Linked DNA regions of Homo sapiens: region 1 is linked to region 2. The links are chromatin loops, found by intact Hi-C in ENCODE. Cell type or tissue: gastrocnemius medialis. All regions are shown on one strand. Each heading gives the region's core, and the rest is flanking DNA. Links, peaks and the distances in the headings are about the cores only.

Region 1 (2,921 bases), core at 176-2,675, 70 kb after region 2:
GCCTAGAGAAGGTCATTTTTCTTTAAAAAAAAAAAATAAATAAAAATAAATAAAAGCCAGAGATAGGCAAGAGTTGCGGCTTCTGGAATTTTAATTACCAGTCTATTATAAATATGTCATCTTGGCCTATAATGAGTTATCACAATCATTAACTATTGTTGCAGTTATTGGTTGTAAAATAAAATGCAAAGTCTCAGCTATTTAATGTATGATTAATACAATTCATTTTATTGGGCTCTTACACTGTGTTTGTGGGTTTCTTTCTCTTTCTCTTTTTCGTTTTTTTTTCCCACTCTGTCTCTTTCCTTGGGCATTTTATGTGAACCACAAAATTACAGGTCTGTGTCTTATTGTACTTTATGGTTCAGTAAATTAGGCCAGGGTGATAACCTGAGGGAATATTAATAATACTTGTTTTAACAAGCCTACATTTATACCATTGTCAGGAGTTAATTGCTCAGTTATACCCCTGGTGCTCAGGATTACTGAGTACTAAAGGATAGTGGTGGGAAGGAAAGTGTTCCACTTTGGCAAAATCTACTTCCCTAAGATTTGTGTTTCTGGCAGCAAGGAGATGATTACCCTGAAATACGTGACCATTTATTGAACCAAAAATAGAAGGTGTTTTATATAGGCACTAAGTAATACTTCTAAGGTCTGAAGTCCTATGGAGCACATACAGAAAATGTTTGCAAGTTTATAAAGTGTCTGACTCTGGATATCTAGTAACCTGGAAAACACTACTATTTTATTATAAAACTGTACACCAGGGGTTCTTTGTCAGAACAGCTCCCGCCAGATGACAGGATTTATCTCCTAGAAGATGTTCTTTTGTTCTTTGTGGTCAGGCGCAGTGGCTCACACCTGTATTCTCAGCACTTTGGGAAGCCAAGTCGGGTGGATTGCTCGAGTCCAGGAGTTCAAGACCAGCCTGTCCAATATGGCGAAACCCCATCATTACTAAAAGTACAAAAATTAGCCAGGTGTGGTGGCACATACCTGTAATCCCAGCTACTTGGGAGGCTGAGTCAGGATAATCCCTTGAACTCGGGAGGTGGAGGTTGCAGTGAGCCGAGATTGCGCCACTGTACTCCAACCTGGGTGACAGAGCGAGCATCTCACAAGAAAAAAAAAAAAAGGTATTTTCTTTGCGAGGGGGAAAAGGCAGCAAATACTTTCATTTTGATCTTCTCTATGCTTTCCTGGAGGCTGAAATGCATCTACCTGATATTGGACTCAGTTTCCTGAGACCAAGACTATGTGTTAGGGTCAGAAAGGGGAATAGCTACAAAAATAGATGATGAGAGAGATTATTATTAGATAGTATAACCCTCTGGAACTTCTAGGATAGTCACATACTCACTTGTCCCGTTTAAAAGTGTAATTAGGCATTTTCCAATTGGTTTGCTACTACTTTCTTATTCAATCATTATGTTGTATGTAAGAAGAGACCAAAGCTTTAATGACTTTATTTATTTTCCTTATCTGAAATAATTAAACCTATCTTTCAGGGAATTATGCTAACTTTTTGAAGTAGCATATGTGAAAGTCCTAGCATGTCATCCTTAAGAATATGCCATCTACATGGAATATGTGCTAATATGATTCCTTGTACCCTGCACCCCTAAACTATTAATATATCAATGACTTTTCCCCCTAAGTTTTAGTGGAACTTCCACATCTTCAGGTGAGACCTCTAGACAGTAACCACCAAATGATTGTGAGAGGTGAAGCCAGCTGGACTTCCTGGGTCAAGTGGGGAGTTGGAGAACTTTTCTGTCTGGCTAGAGGATTATAAATGCACCAATCAGCACTCTGGAAAAATGCACCAATCAGCACTCTGTGTCTAGCTAAAGGATTGTAAAGGCACCATTCAGTACTCTGTAAAAATGCACAAATCAGCACTCTGTGTCTAGCTAAAGGATTGTAAATGCACCAATCACCACTCTGTAAAAACGCACCAATCAGCGCTCTGTGTCTAGCTAAAATAAACGCACCAATCAGCACTCTGTAAAATGGACCAATCAGCGCTCTGTAAAATGGACCAATCAGCAGGACGTGGACGGGGCCAAATAAGGGAATAAAAGCTGGCCACGCAAGCTAGCAGCGGCAATCCTCTCGGGTAGCCTTCCGCTCTGTGGAAGCTTTGTTCTTTTGCTGTTCATGATAAATCTTGCTGCTGCTCACTCTTTGGGTCCGCACTACCTTTATGAGCTGTAACACTCAACACGAGGGTCTGCGGCTTCATTCCTGAAGTCTGCGAGACCAGGAACCCACCGGGAGGAACAAACAACTCTGGACACACCACCTTTAAGAGCTGTGACAATCACTTGCGAAAGTCTGCAACTTCACTCCTGAAGTCAGCAAGACCGTGAACCCACCAGAAGGAAGAAACTCGGGACACATCTGAATATCTGAAGGAGAAAACACTCCAGACACACCGTCCTTAAGAACTGTAACACTCACTGCGAGGGTCAGCGGCTTCATTCTTGAAGTCAGTGAGACCAAGAACCCACCGGAAGGAACCAATTCTGGAGACAATTGGAGCTTTGAAAACTATTTAACTAAATTATAGTGGGTTCAGTATAAAAGATTGTTTTCTTCCCTCCCTTCTCTTTTTTTTTTTCCTTATTCCTATCCTGCTATAGTATTTTCTGCCATGTTATGCACGTACATTTAAAAAATTACTCACCAATCCAATAAAAAACATACTGCTGCCTTATTGTGCCTTGGAATGTGTGATAAATGGTATACGATCACCACCGCTATTGGAAGTGGTAGAGCAACAGGAGGTCAGAAGTTGTAGTCAGACTGCTTCGAGTCTTACCCTAGCTTTACTATTTGCTGGCCATGTGGGAAAATTACCTGAAATATCTAAACATTAATTTAGAATGTGCAATGAAACATGTACAATGTAGAAT
Region 2 (2,921 bases), core at 193-2,692:
AATATCTGCAATTTAAATCCAACACAACGGGATTAATTCTCATTTTCTCCCTTTTTTGACAATGAGAAACTTGATTCCCATTATCCTTAATATTGTTGTTTACTTGATCCAGTTTTCATTTTGGTTACATATTCAAGCAATTATTGTAACTGCCATTGCCACTGCTTCATCCACGTCACCTTACACCTAAATGCTCCCTCACCTTGCTTAAGCGCTGGCACTCTGCGCCAAAGCCTTACATTACCTCTCCACTTGAGTGAACACTCTCCTTACCTCATTCATGCTCTGAACATCAGGCTGCTTGCACTATTGCCCTTTGAGTGGGAATGCTCACCACTTGCTTGGGCTCTGAAAACCCACCTTAGGGTGCCCTTCTGTAAGGATACCCACTCACTTTTCTCTTCAGAGCTCTGTACCACAGACGTCATAGTCATCCCTCTTGGGTTCCAGCATCCCAGGCTAGGCTACTGTGACCTCCCTAGGATGTGGGTGCCTACTTTCCTTGGATCCACTGAATGGCCTTTGGACTGCAACGGAGGGGAGAGAAGAGAAGAGAATGAAAGGGAAGAGGGAAGAAGAAGAGGGGGAGATGTACAAATTCTTAAGAAAATCTGTATCAGAATTAGAATTCAAAGAATGGCGATACTCCTTGATTTCTGATTATTTAGCATTTTGTTTTTGTCTTGGTGTGCATAGAGCTAGTTGAGGGATTTGGAACTATGGGTAAAGTAAATCTGGCAGCCAAAATTAAGGCCTGTTAACGAAATGCTTACTGATATAGGTGGCACTCTAACCCCATGCTAAAAGATGTCAAAATTAAGAATTTATTGGATAAAGTCTTTTCTGAAAACAATTTTCTTGGTCACTATAATTGGTAAAATGTCAACCAGTCAATAGTCTGGGAACAAAGTTAGATGTACAGATGAATCTCTATACAGATAGAGTGAGGCAAGGTTCTAGCTCTCTTGGAGCTGGGTTATGGGGGCCCTGGCTAACATGAAATCCGTGGTGCTCTTTTAGCTACAGCCTGTGGTAGAAACTAGGTCAAATATTCAGCCCAGCTCAAATTTCCCTGTTAGTCTTAGGAAGGACAACATTAGTACTAAATGACTTAGACTCCCTGACCACAGCTAATCCAGCAGGAGTTTACCTTTGGCTTGAAAGTGCCCAATTAGCTTCTTTTCCCAGGAATTTGGATCTGAGGCGCAGTTACTCTGGTCATTCTTTTTAGAACACTTAAGCAAGCTGTGGTTGACATAGCCAGTGGTTCCTCATAAGAAAGTAGATCAGAAAAAGCTGTTATATAGAAAGAAAGACAATAAAGTAGAAACATTTAGAGAAAAGCAGAAAAATAAGACCCTTTAGCTCCTGAGAGTTGCTACTTTAGTTCCAGCTAATTTTAAATTCCTAATTTGCTCTCTTTTTCTGGGGTTCATTGAGATTTTCCTGCAATTTTCCAACAACTCCTTCTCTCCCTGCCATTTAACTTTGTTGGTATAACTTTATTTCTCTTCCATGCAACCAGATAATTCCCAGCTAAGAAAATCTTCTCAGGCATGGGTAAGACCTGAGCCATGCTTGAAAGGAGGCCACATTCATGATGGTCAAACAGCACTATTACTTATAGCAGTTCCATTCTGTTTCTTTTATGCATGGAGAATTATTTCAAGAGAAGCATGAGAAAGCTAGAAGCCTGCTAGTGCTGGAAGGAGTGATTCCTCCTCCCTCTTCTACCATGCTTGAAGCTCTGTCTAATATTTTAGCTGTTCCTCTAAAGATAAATGTCCTAGTAATGAAGCATGCCTTTCAAATTTTATTATTTGAGGTATTTTTGTAAATATTCTTCAGCTTCTCTTCCATTTCCCTTGTTTCAATTAAAAAGCTTTAATGAAAAAGTCTTATTAAAATTCTTATTAAACAATGGTTTAATAAATTAATCATTTATATAATTCTTTTAGGGTGCACTTGAATTTGAATATAATAAATGCTTATTAACAGTAAAAATATATGAGAATAAAAGCAAGGGTAAAATAGTGTATTTTCAGCTCCCCATGTCTTTTCTGTGTTTAATATGCAGGATTGCCACAACATTTTAAGCTTGATCTCCATTATTGAGTGTTTTCTTAATTTCACAAACATGTTCGCTCTGAAACAAATGAAACTGTAATTCCTTGTCAGATGTAGCATTTTGACAGTTTCAAAGATATTTGTAATTATGTACATTTCAATAATATTGGAAGTGGGATCTTTGTTTAGTCCTATGTATTATTTCAGCTACTTAGGTAATTATGGTAAAGTACTAGACTGTAATTGAAATAAGACAAGAGTAATATGAACAGCAGCACAAAAATCTATTATGCTGTGGTGTGTAAGGTATTTCGTGTTCATTTTAATAAGTCATAACTTTGTCAACTTGGTGAATTTGTTCTTGAGGGAAAGATTAAGCCAGGTTTTAAAAATAATTTCCAGATATCACTTAATGGGAAGGATGTGCTATGGAGGTGCTGATATTTAGGTGTTTGGGGATTTAAAATAGAAATGCTAGAGATCCATCCCAACATAGAGTTTGCAGAGCAGGGGTAGTCCAGTAGAACTCCTGCATTTTACTCTATCTTTTCTCTTAAGATGGGTTAAATAAAGGGAAAAAGAATCTCATTTTCAAAGAAGAAGAGCTGGGACAGGACAATATTGTGGAGGAATAATGCTTTTCCCTTGTACTTTCCCTGGGTCTTCAGGAAAAATGATGGAACTGGGTTTATCTTTTATTAAAATTTGGAGTTATATCCAAGATGAGGAGCCCTGTATGCCATTCCTTGACTGGAGTGTTTTGACTGAGAGGAGATGCAGATCCATTTCAAATATATAACACCAAGGAGGAAAAATGCCAGAGGGATGATGTAGGGGCATAGCATATGGGAATA

What was found. Hi-C counts contacts between places; a loop is a spot of excess contacts. Peaks named below come from ENCODE experiments on the same cell type or tissue, not always from the same donor. Only the 100,000 strongest peaks of a DNase experiment are listed, where the experiment ranks them.
Region 1: a loop joins it to region 2, with 3 times the contacts of the local background. A loop is called at or near these places in 4 of 110 quality-filtered maps.

Annotation. Positions count from the first base shown.
Region 1 is chr9:22,685,886-22,688,806 of GRCh38, forward strand. The region is part of intron 3 of LINC01239 (long intergenic non-protein coding RNA 1239); the gene reads left to right. The region is part of intron 1 of LOC107987054 (LINE-1 retrotransposable element ORF2 protein-like); the gene reads right to left. Among named protein-coding and RNA genes, the nearest start is that of LINC01239, 41 kb to the left of the region's middle. In gastrocnemius medialis, for the core only: no CTCF peak of the experiment used is centred there; no DNase peak of the experiment used is centred there.
Region 2 is chr9:22,616,288-22,619,208 of GRCh38, forward strand. No RefSeq gene overlaps it. Among named protein-coding and RNA genes, the nearest start is that of LINC01239, 28 kb to the right of the region's middle. In gastrocnemius medialis, for the core only: no CTCF peak of the experiment used is centred there; no DNase peak of the experiment used is centred there; H3K27ac peaks cover 762 bases.